Regions from separate parts of the Homo sapiens genome. Here region 1 is linked to region 2. A link is a loop called in an ENCODE intact Hi-C map of the cell type or tissue named here. Cell type or tissue: CD4-positive, alpha-beta T cell. All regions are shown on one strand. Links, peaks and the distances in the headings refer to the core of each region. The heading gives the core; the rest is flanking DNA.

The links. Peaks named below come from ENCODE experiments on the same cell type or tissue, not always from the same donor. Only the 100,000 strongest peaks of a DNase experiment are listed, where the experiment ranks them.
Region 1: it touches region 2 in a loop (2.2-fold over the local background); 5 of 110 quality-filtered maps call a loop at or near these places.

Annotation. Positions count from the first base shown.
Region 1 is chr1:206,804,623-206,812,963 of GRCh38, reverse strand. The region is part of intron 2 of IL19 (interleukin 19); the gene reads right to left. Among named protein-coding and RNA genes, the nearest start is that of IL10, 36 kb to the right of the region's middle. In CD4-positive, alpha-beta T cell, for the core only: CTCF peaks have their summits at 3,069, 3,274 (motif pointing left) and 4,126; DNase peaks (open chromatin) are centred at 3,283 and 4,163.
Region 2 is chr1:206,860,959-206,869,299 of GRCh38, reverse strand. IL20 (interleukin 20) reads right to left here and starts at 3,677. Exons shown (of 6, transcript NM_018724.4): 1 at 3,614-3,677; 2 at 3,289-3,477; 3 at 2,936-3,001; 4 at 2,664-2,816; 5 at 1,842-1,916; 6 at 77-813. The coding sequence starts at 3,447. The coding sequence ends at 736. In CD4-positive, alpha-beta T cell, for the core only: CTCF peaks have their summits at 3,976 and 4,182 (motif pointing left); a DNase peak (open chromatin) is centred at 4,179.

The DNA of each region.
Region 1 (8,341 bases), core at 57-8,056, 56 kb after region 2:
CTCAAGTCATTGTATCCGTTTGAATTACTTCTCAAATTCAGTCACAGTCCCATCTGAATATGTTTTCTAAAAACCAAATTGCAAAGTTAACTTCCAACAAAACCTGTATAAAATGATATGAATAAGAAGAAAGAATAAAATAATTAATATATACAAATACACACAGTAAGCAACTAACTAGTCATGAGGCCATAATTATATTTATAACTTCCTTCTTCCACTGCCTATTTTATGTTTCCTTTGCCTTCATCCAGCACCTCACACGGTTGGGGTTTTTTATGTGGTGGGGTAATCCATCTGGCCTGAAGGGTCTGAATCATCAGTGGTTATGCCTTTAGCCAGGGGCTGGGGAAGTGGTCATCTTCCATTAACTTTTACTATTGGACATGAAAATCCTAAAAGGCACCCCAGAAAATCCCACTGGGTTCCAGATATTGTCCTCTTTGGGCCCATGGAGTGGCAGCAATCCAATTTCACTTTGGTAATCAGTCGCCCCAGTCATAGAGTAACCTTCTTCTTAGCCTGTTGGTTTGGCATCATGAGGATCCCCAAATGGCCAAATGGTAGTCTCATCTTCCAAACCAATGGGACATTGATGTATTTCCTGGTAGAGACATTTGTTCCTTAGGAACCAAGACTCCAAACCAACAGAGTTCAAAGGCACAGGGATGAAAAGCAAAAATTCTGTGAGTAGGCTATGAGATGTGAGAGTGTGAAGAGCTAGTCCCTCTTCCACCCCTGATTCGCAGACCTGTGTAGTCTGGCTACAGGAAATATGGAACCATATAGTTGGTTCTGTGATTCAAAGTATAATCTACATCCTGTAATGTAGAACCCCATCCCTTCAGACTGTAATCTCCCAACTGGTACCATAACTGAATCTTCAGTAGACCATCAAATCTTTCTATTAAGCCATCTGCTTCTGGGGATTAGCATATGTGGTTGTACCAGTTAATTCCATGGGCATAAACCCATTGCTGCAGTTCTTTTGAAATTACTTTCTTGATCAGAAGAAATGTTGTATGCAGTACACCATATTTTGTAGTCACAGCTGCCAGAAGATTTTTGGACAGGAAAGCAAATCTGCACTCAGAATTCATATCTCCTGCACTAAGGAAACATTTTTCCTTCCCTCCATGATGGAAGGGTTGCACTGTAATCAATCTGCCCCTGGGGGCTGGCTGGGACTTTTAGGGAGTTGTACCATAACAGAGGCTTACTTTAGTTGGCAAGCTAGGAATTCAGCAGTGTTGGTATTCAAAAAAGCCTTGACTAGGGTAAGTCCATGTTGTTAAATCCATGCATAGTCCTCATCCCTGACATTATGGCCACTTTATGCTCAGGGCCATTGAGCAAGCACAAGAATAGCTGGAGAAAGATATTAACTGAAATCCACAGGATGCGTCATTTGTCCACCTTCAATCAAGAGATTCTAAGTCTGGAACTGGCCTAGGTCTGGAAATAGAATGAAAGGCAGCTCAAGTTTTTGGTCACCAAACTTTTTTTTTTTTTTTTTTTTTGAGACGGAGTCTTGCTCTGTCACCCAGGCTGGAGTGCAGTGGCGAGATCTCGGCTCACTACAAGCTCCACCTCCTGGGTTCTCGCCATTCTCCCGCCTCAGCCTCCTGAGTAGCTGGGACTACAGTTTCCTGCCACCACACCTGGCTAATTTTTTTGTATTTTTAGTAGAGGTGGGGGTCACCAAACTTTTTATATAGTTCAGATGACATTTTAGTAGCTGGCCATCTTTTTCATTCCTAGATGCACCATGATCAATTCGCCTCACTAAAAATCTCTAGGTTTCAAAACAGTTTGATTATCACTATGCCCTTTCTGTTTTTTATGGTATTTATCTTAGTCTATTTTGCATTTCTATACAGGAATACCTGAGGCTGGATACTTTATAAAGAAAAGAGGTTTATTTTGGCTCGCAGTTCTGCAGACTGTGCAAGAAGCATTGCACTGGCATCTGCTTCTGGTGAGGGATCCAGGAAGAATCCAATCATGGTGGAAAGCAAAGGGGGCATGTTACATGGTGAGATAGGAAGCAAGAGAGATGCCATGCTCTTTTAAACAACTAGCTCTCAGGTGAACAAATAGAGTGAGAACTCACTCGTTACTCTGAGGAGGGCACCAAGCCATTCATGAAGGATCTGTCCCCCTGACCCAAACACTTCCCAGTAGGCCCCACCTCCAACTCCAGCATTGGGGATCACATTTCAGCATGAGATTTGGAGGGGACAGGCATCCAAACTATGTCAGTATTTGCAGTCCCCTTGTCTCTAATGGTTAAATTATAGCATTTGGCCTCTGCTATATGGGAGTCTCATCATTTCTATTAAAATCAGAGATTCAACTCAATGGAGGTGTCTTTCACCATCATACCTGGCTTATAGAAGACAGCCACCACAGAGCTTTTCAGAGATGCAAGTGCTACCTTCGTCAATGTGTTTCTTAATGTCTTTATGAAAGGATTGTCCTCTAGGCATTCTGGGGGATGGATGTGAGGCTGGTAGATGTAGAGATTTCATGTGATAAAGTCACTCCATCATTCCTTCCTCCTTAAGTCTTGGATGCCTTCCTCTACATTGTGTCAGGGAAGTTCTGGCATTCCAGCCTTATTGAACATATGCCACCATTGAGTCCAAGGTTTAGTCAGCCAACCAAGAAATTTTAGAGCCACTTCCAGTTACAAGAGCTAGCTCACTAAACCCAGAATGTCTCATAAATACCCCCAATAAATTCAATCCAATCCAGTGCTATAGTCTATCCTCCTTGGTCTAACACCCTTAGAATCTATTCTCACACATATTTCCCAAGATTCTGCCAGTATTTATTAGTAAAGTCTTGCACTTCTTTTAGTGTATAAACTATTCTGAGTCGGACTTTGTCCATGCCCTCCAACCCCCAAAGAAGGGTGAGATCCGACCCTAATGGTGAGGCAAGTGGCAATAAAGAGAGGTTGGGATGGGTCTTGAGAAGGAGAATTCATTCCCTTGAAGGAAACTGCCCCAAGTGAAGTTGTTATAAGGTTTTTCACAAACGTGGTTGGGATGGTTGATTCCACACCTGGTGGTGATTGCTGAGCTGCAACATGCAATCTACTGATGAATCTGGGGAAGTTCCTGTCAGACTCATTATAAATGAAGGACAGTATCTTGCAAGTCATTTAATGGAAATTTGTCCTTATCATTATCCTGGGCCCAACCCCACCTCCCAGCTACTATATTTCTTGTTTGAAGCAGGTCTCATCTAATGCACCCAGGCTGCTACAGTGCCATCTAGTGCCAATTGCACAACCCGCCTTATACTTTACATGCTACTTACAGTAGATCAAGAGGGCAGATTCACCTTTTCTGGTGGTTTTCCTAAAACTAGTTAGATGCCCAGAGGTTGGTATGGTACTTTTTCAGTCTACAATGGTGCAGTATAAAATCATCTTTTGAAGTCCCTACCAGAACTGTGGGCTGGGCAGAGAAATATTCTACCCAGTTGGCCAACAGAGTCTTCCCTTGAAGCTGAGCTAAAGTGAAGACCTGCAGGAAAAGCCAGTGGAGGTCAGGCCCACAGACAGCATCTTCTGAAGTTCATGCCCACCCACCCCACACCAAGTACAACTAACAGTACAGACTAAAAAGCCTATCACATGTGGAGATCTCACATAGGTATGTGGAAATCATGCATTATTATCCCTTCCTTTCAGATGAGAGCAGTCTTAAGATAATGAACCAGCTTGGGTTTACACAGATAGCAAATAGCAGAGACAGGTATTCCAGCCCAGGTCTGCTGCCTAGGAATGCTGTATCTACCACTCTTCACAGCTCCTAGGTGAAGCAGTGGGGGCAACACCCATGGGGGCTGCTTTGAGGGACATCATGATCAACATATACAAAGACTGTTTGCCAAGAACAGAGAGCAGCTTTGCTCTCTCTCCCTAAACAAGACCTGCTTTTGAGTTCATGGGGAGTAGTACAAGTTTGTTTCCAGAACCTTCTGCCTTCCTTCTCTGTCATACAGAATCCTCATGCACCCTCTTCACTCATGATGTCCCACCCAGGCTGTCCTTTCCTGGCCAGCATCTCTAGCCCCTGCAGCCTCTTCACTACATCTGTCTCTCACCTTCTTTGTTGCACCACAAGGGGTCCTTATTGTCCACAGACCAAATGGGCTGGGAGCCTTTTCTTAGGACTCCTGCTAAGACTTGTGTCAACTGCAGGCACACATACATAGCAACAAGCCCCTCTAAGGTGGATGCTTTGTCCTCATGGCAACACTTTCTACACTACCCTCTGTGAGTTTAACCTACCGCGAGTTTTCTTGTACCTGGAAGTCTTAGGGGCTCCTCACCCTCCCACCTCACTCCATTTACTCTGTCTCAGTGCCAGATCTCTGCTCACCTAGTTTTTTCCTACCTCACCCCACCATGCGTGCACATGGGCACACACACACACACACACACACACGCACACACACAATTCCCTTCATACCTCTCCCTAATTTTCTGAATTCTATCCTTCCTTCAAGGCCACAGTCACTCTACATGCACGGTTAATTCTACTCTCAGAGCTTCACATCACATCAGTCAATATCTTTTGTTTGGTATGGTTTGTTTTTTGTTGTTGTTTATTTTTGTTTAGATGGAGTCTCGCTCTGTTTCTCAGGCTGGAGTGCAGTAGTGCAATCTTGGCTCACCGCAACTCCGCCTTCAGGGTTCAAGTGATTTTCGTGCCTCAGCCACCAGAGTAGCTGGGATTACAGGCATATATCACCACACCTGGCTAATTTTTGTATTTTTAGTAGAGACAGGGTTTCGCCATGTTGGCCAGGCTGGTCTTGAACTCCTGGCCTCAAGTGATCTGCCTGCCTCAGCCTCCCAAAGTGTTGGGATTACAGGCATGAGCTGCCACACCTGGCCTATATCAATTTTTATGGCACCAAATTAGGAACCAAAAGCACTATATAATGAATGTGTTTATTTACTGTTTTAAATATGCTTTCTGCTCCATTTTTTAACATCATAGTTCATCTCTTTAATAGAAAAAAAGTTTACCATCACCTTAGAAATTATAGTTAAATCAATTCCCATAACTTCTTTCTATATATTTGCTTCTATATATAGTTACACCATTTCAATGTTTCTTTTTGCCTTCCTCCTACAAATATAAATTGCACACCATTTCTTTGTCATACACAGTGCTAAGACCTGGGAATTCAGTGACAAATAAAATAAACATGGTCCCTGCTTTTGTGGGGTTCATACTCTAAGAGAAGACAAATGTAACACAACTAAACACATAAATATATAGCTACAATTTGTGATTAGTGGTCTGAAATAAGGGTGCCAAAAAAACAAAGGAAACTTATTTTCAGATTTTGAGACCAGAGAACATCTGAAGAGGTGATATAAGTAAGCTGAGATGTAATGAGAAAGAAGGAGCCAGGAAAAGAAAGGGTTGAGGGGAGAGAGTTCCAGGTTGAGGGAACAGCATGAGTGAAGGCCCTGAGAGAAGAAGGAGCTTAGCATGTGCACAGCAAGAACTGATCAGTGGCTATATGACTATAGCATGGTGAGTAGAGGATAGTGTGGCTGGGCTGGGAATAACTGCAGAGGTGGAATCAGGCAAGGTCTTGAAGGTCATAGTAAGGAACTTGAGTTGACTCTACATGCCATAGGATATGGTTTGGCTGTATCTCCACCCAAATCTCATCTTGAATTGTAGTTCCCATAATTCCCACATGTCATGGGAGGGACCTGGTGGGAGGTAATTCAATTATGGGAGCAGTTACCCCCATGCTGCTGTTCTCGTAATAGTGGGTGAGTTCTCATGAGATCTGCTGGTTTTGTAAGGGGCTTTTCCCTCTTTGCTCAGCACTTCTTCCTGCCACCATATGAAGAAGGACATGTTTGCTTCCACTTATGCCATGATTGTAAGTTTCCTGAGGCCTCCCCAGCCCTGCAGGACTGTGAGTCCATTAAACCTCTTTCCTTTATAAATTACCCAGTCTTGGGTATGTTTTTATAGCAGTGGGAGAACGAACTAATACCCATAAGAAGCTTTAAAATTATTTTAAGCAAGGAAGTGACATGATCTGGTTTACTAGACCATTGGATGACATGTACAAAATGGCTTAGAAGGGTTGAGAGTGGAAGAGACAGGCAACTTAATAGGCTGTGACAGTGGTCCGGATAAAATATGATATTGACTTGGACTAACACGATACCAGATTGATAGTGGAAAGGGGACCAAATCGTAATATATTTCAGAGGTAGAATGATAGGACTGGGTGATAATTTGTACCAACTCTAATTTATCCTTATTGTGATACATTTTTTACTGGCTTGCTCAGGGAGAGTTCCGGGAATTGTATTTTCCGAGTGCATACGTTATGAGTGACAATTTACCTAGGCATAGAATTCTCAGGTCACACAACTTCTTTCCTTCACAGATTAAAATACTTTGTTTCATTGTCTTCTCACATTTAGAGTTATGGAAAATAAATCTGAAAAATGCTTGACTTGTTTTCTCCCTGCCTATTTATTTATTGAGTTTTTGTAGTATTTTAGATGTAAAAGTTCTACCTGAATATATTTCAGAGTAGTAGCTCTTTTCTATCTGCCAATGTGATGTTATTTAGCCTACCTAGCATTCATCCCCCTTTCTTCTGAAAGTAGCAACCCCATTTTCCTCTGGGAAATGATATTTCCCTTATTTGCAGTCCATATGACTCTAGGTAAAGCTGACCCATCCTCTCATCCCAGGAGTGGGTGTGTGCTGCCGGTGAAATTAAGGCAACAACGCTTCTCAATTGCATAGATTGATTCAAGGGTGAGTACATGACCCAAGCCAAGCCAATCAAAATCAACGAGGATTAACCCAAGGTTAATGGTACATGTATTAGAACTCTCTTTTCCACTGGGATTGGTAAACTGGGAGAATGTGAGTCTGGAGATACTGAATGTCACCCTACAGGAACAACCCTCCCAAGAATGATGGCAACCCAGAAAAAAGCAAGAGCAGCAGGGATGGATTCCTAGTGAACCCTTGGACTTCATTAAGTGAGCCAGCAAAATTCCTTTTTTGTTTAAGCTGGTTTGAACTGAGCCTGACACGATCCAGACTCCTGATGAATACAGTAAGCGCATTCAGTTTTTAAAATAAGATTTTACTTAAAGCCATTATATTTTCTACATATGGCTTCTGCTCCAAAAGAATCTGTTCATTATCTTTAGGAACTCCTGTTATGTGTAGGTTAGCTCTTTGATATCTGTATTTCACGTTTACTCTATTCTTTCATTTTCATTTCTTTATCTTTTGCTTTTGTGTTCTAGGAAATTTATCTTCAGTTTGCCTTTTACTCATTAATTCAGTTTTCTGCAGTGTCCATTTGTAAGCTATGGCTTCCATTTTGGAGTTTAATTCAATAACTGTGTTTTCCAGCCTGATAAAATATTTCTTCCATTTGGATTGTTTCCTTTTTATAATGGCTTGCTCTAGTCACACAGATGTAAATTGTTTTAGCATCTAGCATATGGCATTCTTTGATAAACAGAAAAAAGTGAATGAGGTTATTATTCATTTTTCAGCTCAATGATTTTCCTGAATCTATCACTTAACTCCCCTTAGCCTGCTTTGTCTTTATAGCCTCTACCACCTGGTATATATCTGTATCAAGACCTAGAGCAATGGCTGCACAAGTTGGCACTAAAATCTATTTATTGGACATGTAAACGGATCAGTACAGATGTGTTTTCACTCTTAATTTGCTCAAAGTCCCATTGAGAAGGTAAAACTAGCACAAAAAGGTAAATAACCATCCCAGGCAGCTAACTGAGAGCTATCAGAAACACATACATGACTAATAGCTAAATAAATTGTGCCGATACAGGTGTGTACTCTAGAAGCAGAGCCAGGTATGCAGACAGCAGGTAGCAGGTGATCATTTAGTGCTTGAATGATCAGAACAGTGTCCACAGAGGATCCAAGGATTGAAAGGAACTTCAAAGAAGGGTATGATTTAGAAAGGAAGGAGTCTGGTGGATTCTTCTAAAGAGCATTTCTCTGGGATTCAGATAATTTCACCCATGCAGTTAGCACCCATTCTATCCTTGAAAGATACAGCTGCTCTTCCTATAAGGTAAGAGAATTTCAGGTTTGAACAGAGAATTTTAGATTGAAAAATTCAAGCCCATTTTCTATTCTTCCACCCGCAAACAAAGGTGCGGAAAGCAGTTGAGGAAACAGGCTGAGGTGAGTTTCCTTGAAGCCTTGCTCTCTTGCATCTCTGTTTGATCCCTGGGTCATTCCCTCAGGCATCTCTGGTCAGAAACACTTTTAAACCC
Region 2 (8,341 bases), core at 307-8,306:
ACCTGGGGTGAAATGAGATTCAAACTTATCCTCAACATGGTCTCTGCTCTTGAAACATTTGCAAACTCCAAGCAGATGTTATGCAAAGAAAACTTTATTTGTAGAAATACATGCTGGCCGTGTAGGATTCCTGGCTGGAAGATACACAATTATGGGACTGGGGAGTCTACTGGGGATGGTCAGTAATTGTAAGGTAGATGTGCAATTCCACATCAAAACTTATTCCACAACCCATCCTAAGTAGTCATTGGTTCAATTTCAAATATCTCACAGAGCATCAGCATGAGTAAATATGTCCTTAGTTGAATACAAATGAATAACCCCCCTAGCCACTCTTCTAGAATTTACAAGGTTTTTTTTTTTTACTGTATAAAAATACATCACCTGCTCTAGTCAGGTTATAAATATAATCTGTGAATTTTTTTAAAGTTTCATGTCCAAGTAAAAAAATAAATACATTAAATAGCAAAAAATAAATAAATATATTAACTAATAAATATATCCAATAGCAGAAAGATATTACAAAAATCTTATACAAGTATGGTCTCAATTAAGATTGGGGATGCATAAAGACAATCATGCAAGGAAGCAAGTAATGCATAAATAAGATACACTGTGACCAGCACAAGACTAGTACAGTAAAGAGATGGTGGTTTGGGGTCATGCCTCCTCTGCAGGTATTGAAGACTGGAGCTCTTGACCTCGAATATTCTTAGCAGCAGCATCACTTTCCTCCTATTCTGTCTCCTCCATCCATTGCAGAAGAATGTCTAGTTCCCCCAAAGCCTTCACAACTGCTGCCTGAGGTTCCAGCTGAAAGAGACACACACCCATGTGGTTAGCAATTCATGAGACAGCATTTGCTCCAGGACCTATCTCTTTTATGGATAGGTCTGCTGACAATTGTAAGCAGAGCATTCTTTTCAAGATGAAGCACTTAAAGAAGTTATAGAATCTCAAGATATCACACAAGGAAGGGAAATCATTGAGTTCATCACCCTGGTCTTATGTACAGAAACTGAGGTGCAAGGGGGTAGCAGAAGTAAAACTGCTACTTAAGACTCTTGAATCACAGAGATCAAAATAATCAAGCTATTTTCTTTAAGAAACGTGTGTGTGTGTGTGTGTGCACGTGCCTGTGTGTGTGTGTAGGGGTTGCCTACGGTGCACACATCAGTTGAACAGATATTGATTGTGCCAATCACCTAGCTGATGGTTAGGGATGAAAAGGTGAATGGCACAATCCCTATCCACAGTTGAGTGAGGAGACTGGCAAAAACAGGCAACTAAAATGTAGTGTGGTGAATAAAGGGATGAAATTCCTACAAGATGATGTGGGAGGCATCTAACTCTGAGAGAAGGAGCCAGCACCTTCCTGAAAGTGATGCCCAGGCTGAGTCTTTAAAGGATGAGTAGGATTTAGTCAGTGAGGAGTGAAATCCAGGCCTTCCTGGCAGACATGAGAAGGTGTGAAGGTGAGAAATTGAATGGCATGGGTGTGTGTGTGAAATTGTGAGTGTTTTCAAAGGTACATAGAAGTGTGTGAACATTGTAAAACTATTGCCTCTGGTTTGTGCAGCTAAAAGATCCAGATGTCACTGTAGTGACTTGATGGAATCATGGCCATTCCCTTTCCATTTCCAGAGCATCACCCAGAGAGGGTACTCCTCTAGAGCCTGGATGGGTGTCCCCTGGGTTAAAGCAAGGGCTGGTCCTCATGATTTCAGAGGGCTATGAACCTGAAGGCTACAGGATGTCTAACAGTGAATAACCATCCCACCTACCTATGATCTCAGTTCTTAAAACACACCCATCCCAATCAATGCCAAAGTCGCATATACCTTTTCAAAGTGACTCAGAATCTGGCTGTATTTCTTCATTGCTTCCTCCCCACAATGGCATGTCATGTGGGCATGCTGAAAAGGACCCAAAGAATAATAGATTATATTACAGATTCTGATTTTTTGCCATTGACATGAAGCAGGCAGAAACTCTACTCTTTCACCCACAACCCTGAGGATGCTTATTCCTATAGAAAAGCTCTTTCAGACCTCACATTTGGAATCACTAAGTTCATCATCAGCTAGGAGAGGAAGCCACCTTTTAGGCTCAAACATGGAACTCATCACTTCTTTTTTAGAAATAGGCAGGCAGTACTGAAGGCATTTGCCATCCCCGTACCCCATCTGGCCTCCCCACAACCCCCAGCTGTAGTCTAGGAGCTCTATCCCAGAGCTCTTTGAGCCCCCATGAGAAAAAAAAAAAAAAGAATTGAATTCCTAGGTCCTATTCAGACTATATTCTGAGGTCAAGCTCAATGGTCTACTAATTGACTGCCTAGACAGAGGACGCACTAATATACTGTAGGATACCTCACCTACAGAAAAAGTATAATTTCAAAGACAACAGAGTTATCATTAATATCAAATAGTTAGCATCTTATAGTTCTTTAGACTTTGCAAAGTACTTTTTGCCTAGAGCATATACCGAAAAGTCAATAAAACTGAGTTCTTATTACCTAGTCACATGTCTCAACACAGATTATTAGAACTTTTGGACTCAGTTTCTCCATCCATTAAATGGAGGTAGGAAAGAGAGTTTAGTTGCTAAGCCATTGAAGCTGTGTGCTGAGATGCATCCTGTCACCCAAGACCCACACTCACACAGAGCCGGAGGTCCTTCTTGATGGTAAGAAAGGAATTGGCGAGGCTGCTGATCTTCCGGAGAGTATAATGGTCAGGGGTCTGGTAGTTTTTAAATACCCTGTCCAGATAGAGTCTTAGCAAATGGCGCAGGAGGCAGCATCGATTCGCAGGCTGCAAAAAACCACAGGTATATTGGTGAGGGGAAAGGGGAGAGCAGAGACAAGACCAGGGTGATGGAGATGCTCCCACTCCACTCCTCCTCCCAGAGTTTGTCTGGGCCAAGCACATACCTTTGTGTCTTGCAAAGACTCAGTCCTCCTTAAGATTCTGATGTCAATGTTTCCATCTTTGGCTTGCTAAACAGAAGAAGACAAAACAAGCAAGGATGAGTCAGTGCCTGCTGCCAGGGTCTTCAATATCAAGACTTCTCATCCACTCCCTGCCAAGAACTAGTGGGAGGTGTCCTTTCCCAAAACATTTTAAATATTTGAACTACAGTTATTTCTTTGGAATACATCCCCCGGGTAAGGAATCCCCAGCCTGCCTCTTTTTATGATTACACTGCCAGTACTGCCAGGAAAGAGAAACGGACAAGGAAGGAAGAGAAAAGGCTTTCAGGAGAGGTAGATACCCGCTTACGTACCACACTGCCCCGTATCTCAGAAAATCCATTTCGTATTTCCTGAAGGTTTGTGGCGATCACACAGCTTCCCAAATTGAGTGTCTTCAGTCCAGTGGAAGGAGTCCATAGGAGATAAAACGCAGCAGAGAGAAGGCTGAAGGCAAGACTAGAGGCTTTCATCTTAGGCCTGAAATCTGGAGACCACAGGAGCTAGGAATTCAAAGAAGAGAGCATGACTTACTGAGTTTCCCCTCCTCCAAGTGTCCACGGGGTGAGGGGTGGGGGGTCAGGGGAAGAGAACAGCCTTATCTGGCCTCAGACAGTGTGGCCCATCCACGCAACTTACTAAGAAAAACTGCCAAGCCTCCCGTGAAGAGAAGATTTCAGGTCTGAGTTCAGAGTCTGAGTGCGAGTTGGTGGCACAGGTCGTGGCTCCTTTATTCTGTCCCCATCCTGGCTCCGCCGTTAGTGCCCAGCAGGTAAGGCCTGGAACAGCAGGCACTTGCAGTGAATAGATAGAGAATGACATTTCAGGGGAAATGTCAAAACTTGTTTTGGGGAATTGACGCATATAGCCTCCCCTTCCAGAAAGCCAACGTAGCTCACCCTTCTGGTCCCCTCAGACCCACAGGGGAACTGGGGAGAAATCGAATCTCACAGAAGCTGTGGCTGCGCCATCGAAAACACCTAGGGGGAAATTGTCTGGATTTTATGGCCACCCACAGGGCAGAGAAACTGAGCTCTGTTTGGCATTTGTCTGAGATCAGATAGGTTATTTGAGGGTAACAGATTCGCTTAAGCCCCAGAGGCAAATAGAAAGTCAATGATTTCATAACAAGCCTACTGCCAGGGAAAGGCAAGACGTGATGGGCAATCAGCCCGATTCCACCTAACACTCGTGTCTGGGACTCCACAGCGCCCTCTGCAGGAGGACTGTAGTCAGGCACTCCTGGGTGGATTCGAGAGTACACGCTTTCCTGGACCTGCAACTCAGGTCCTAGACCAAGCAAATGGTCCCAAAAGTCAGAGAAGAAAGGCAATGACGGAACTCATTTATTCTTGGGCGAGCCTCCTCAGTAAGAGAGCAGGTTAGGGTGTTTGCTGAGTTTTAAGATAAAATAATAATGGGCTGAGGTTAGGGTAAAACAATTGAGGCACTCATTTTAGGTGCAAAATTTAAGGGAGCACTAAAAAACCTCAGTCATCAAGATAAAAATATTTTAGTGCAATATCAAAATGAATTAAAAAGCTTATGACAAACAAAATATCAAAATTTTATATAAAGACAAAATTCGACAGTGCCATGCTGAGCCATATTGAAGCAAAAGGAAAAATTTGTACCACTATTCACATGTTTTCATGTTTCATTCTTAATGGTTAACTTTGTTTCTCAAAAGCATATGATGAAAATATTATTGATGAGTTTCCTTCCCTTAAAACCAGGACAGTAAAATTATAATAAATTTTGTTTGGGGCAGAAATAAAATATTTAAACTTAAAGTCATGAGTCGTAATAAACCTACTTTTTAATTTTTCAATTTTCTCAAATACTTTAATATTTTTGAAAGAAATAAATACATAAAATTTATAAAGACATATATATATACACACACATCATATATATATATGCACACATCCATATATATATGGCTGGCTCCATAGCTTGGCACAGCACTGATAATCATTATCACTTACTGAATTTTTCCTATATGCCAGGCAATATGCTAGACATTTTTTACATTTGTGACCACTCGAGATACTGTCAAATGTAGGAAAAGGAAAAAAGCAAACCAAACCCAAAAGAATCAAAGAGGACTCTGGGTTTGGAGACAAGAGAACTGGGTCCAAATAAATCCTCGCTTTACTAGTTTCCATTGATGTGGGTCATTCCAGTTTACCCAGCACTGAGGTTGGGGGGCAGGGAATGGTTCCTGAAATACGAAAATTTCAGTTTTAAAACTGGAAAAACCACAGGTAAACTGGAATGAGTTGGCCACCCTACCTCTATGTGACCTTGGACAAGTCAACTCACCTCTGAGTTTAATTTTCTTAACCCCAAAATGGTGATAATTAAACTTAACCCAGAAATTGTTTTGATTTTAAATCGATTATTTAAATACAATAATCTATGATTTATACACTTAGCACAGAGCAAGTGATCAATTCATTTTAAGTAGAGATTGATGTTAGTTGTCCTGAACTAACAATTTGATGAGCATTTAATGAGCACCCGCTGTCTTGAATGTTGTGCTAGGTACTGAAGTACAAAGATAAACATGATGATTATTTGTCCTCAAAGAGATTTTGTCCTCGTGGAAAAGGGTCCTTTAGATGTGACCTTGAACATACCTGGGTAAATGATTAGGAGAAGTAGGTGATCCTCACAACAACGTGAGCAGTGTCAGTAGAGGGTAAGATCTCTTACCTGAGCTCAGGAAAGGCTGCTGCTTCTGGTCTCCTAGGAGCCTGTTTCAAGTTGAAAGGCTTCCCATTATTTATATCTGTATATACATGTCACATGAAGGAAGTGAGCTCAGGCAGGTGAGGGCTGGAACTCCCTTGGAATTTCTCTGGTGGCATTGTTCTTCCTCAAGCACTACAGCAGCTTAATTGCAGGACAGATTACCCCAACACCTTCCTCCTGGAAGAAGCACTGCCTGAGGGGATTACTGGTTGTAGCTGTGGATAAAGGATGTGCCTCCTTCTGGCTCCACCTTCCTGCTTGATAAAATGATGGATAGAGAAGATCTGAGTTACTGAACTGGAAGAGAATTCTGGGGGATTCTCCTGCTCTCTCCTCTAAACCCAGTTCCCCTTAACCAAGTTTCTCCACAACTCCAGACACTGTGGGCTCATTCCTGCTGTTTTTCCTCAGCCCTTGCTATCCCCACCATTGCTCTCCAACATGGCCACCCTTCCCTCTAGTCATCATTAAAGATGAAACCCAAATCCTTTATTCCTGAACAACTCTGGGCTATACCAATCCCTCCCTTCTCTGACTTCCAATAGCAGATTTTTCTTTGGCAGTGAAAGCATCTAATGTTGTCCTGTGTTTCATGGAACTTGGTCTTTTCTCCCTAATAACACTGGAAAATTTTTTAGGCTGGGACTAGTCCATCATGTAGGACCATGCTCCCAGACAAAATTAAATTCAAAGAACCTGGGATGAATTATAGACAACGCCTTGGAAACATAAAGATGGTAGAGACTATCATATGTTCTTTATCAACTTATTAAAAATTAAATATCTAAAATTCTGAAGTCTTATATTTGAGTCCAAAGACTCCACATTACAGTATGACTTTGGCATATGATTGTGTCTTTCTGGATCTCAGTTTACAAATCTGTAAAATGAGAGAAACAGACTAAACAGTGTGTAAGGTCTTTTCCTGTTCTGACATTCAATGACTCTTTGTGTTTCTACCTTTTGGATCAGAATGTTCTTTTCAACATCTTTTGATATCTTCTTAAAGTTTCCTGAAAATAAAGACCATGGCTTTTTATTGTAATGCTTGATAAATGTTGAAAATATGTACAAATATCTAATCTAAATATCTCTTAAACTATTTAAGCTCATGCCTATTTTTCCATCATTGGTGCCAAGTTAACCATTTCTCATGATCATATATAAGTGTGATTAAAGTAAAATCGGGAGATGTGGTCTGATGAGAATAGTTGAAATCAAGATTTTCAGTAAATCTAGGCTTGTATAAGCCAGTCATGTCAGTCAATTCCTTTTCATTAACCAAGAAGAACCCAATTGCATTGTTTTAAGTTACCTGTAATGATTAATTAAACTTAGTATTCACACACAATCCCAAATCTTTTTTTTTTTTTTTTTGAGACAGGTCTCACTCTGTCGCCCAGGCTGGAGTACAGTGGTGCGATCTCGGCTCACTGCAAGCTCCACTTGCCAGGTTCATGCCATTCTCCTCCCTCAGCCTCCCGTGTAGCTGGGACTACAGGTGCCCACCACCCCGCCCGGCTAATTTTTTTTGTATTTTTAGTAGAGATGGGGTTTCACCATGTTAGCCAGGATGGTCTCAATCTCCTGACCTCGTGATCCGCCCATTTTGGCCTCCCAATTCTATTTTAATAATCAAGTCTCCCCTTTTCCTATCTCAAAATACTTTATCCTTTTTTTTTTTGAGTTGTTTTTAAGACAGGGTCCCTCTCTGTCTCCCAGGCTGGAGTGCAGTGGCACAATCACAGCTCACTGCAATTTCCTGGGCTCAAGTGGTCCCCCCATCTCAGCCTCCCGAGTACTTGGGACTATGGTGCGTGCCACCATATTTGGCTAATTTTTTTGTATATTTTGTAGAGATGGGGGTTTCACCATGTTGCTCAGGCTGGTCTCAAACTCTTGGGCTCAAACAATACACCCTCCTCAGCCTCCCAAATTGTTGGGATTACAGGTATGATCCCACACCCAGTTCAAAATACTTTATTCTTTTAAAATTCACTTACCACATTCCACATCACATTCTGTACAGATACCAACTTACCTCATCTCCTCTGCAAAACTTCCCCTGCCCCACTCTAATCTGTCTCTTCACCCCCATTTCCCAAGGCAGAACTGATTCCTCCCACCTTTTCACCTTAACTTTACCTTGTATATTGCTTTTTGTATTTATCACGGTCAACTACAATTTTTTAGTTGCATGTCTCTATCTCTCACAAACCTGAGAGCTCCTTGTTCATCTTCTTGGTCCCAACACCCAAAGGCTCCTAGCAGGTGCTCAGTGAACATTTGATGACTATGGAATGAATATATTGATTTGTCACTGTTCCTTCTTTCTGCTATGTTCTAAAGCCTGAGCTCTATGATTTAACTTATGAGGGGACCCTGGGGCTCCCCTGACACACATCTTCTTTCATATAAGGAATTCTACCTCAATGGCAAGAATTTCCTTATCTAATGATAGACTATTCCTCCTGGACTGTTAGAGCAAGAAGTGATTTTTAAGTACGAGTCTAATTCCTTCATTGTATACATGGGGAAACCATAGTTCAGAGAGGTGAAGTAACTTGCCCAAGGTCATTCAACTGGTAAAAGGCAGACCCCAAAGTTGTA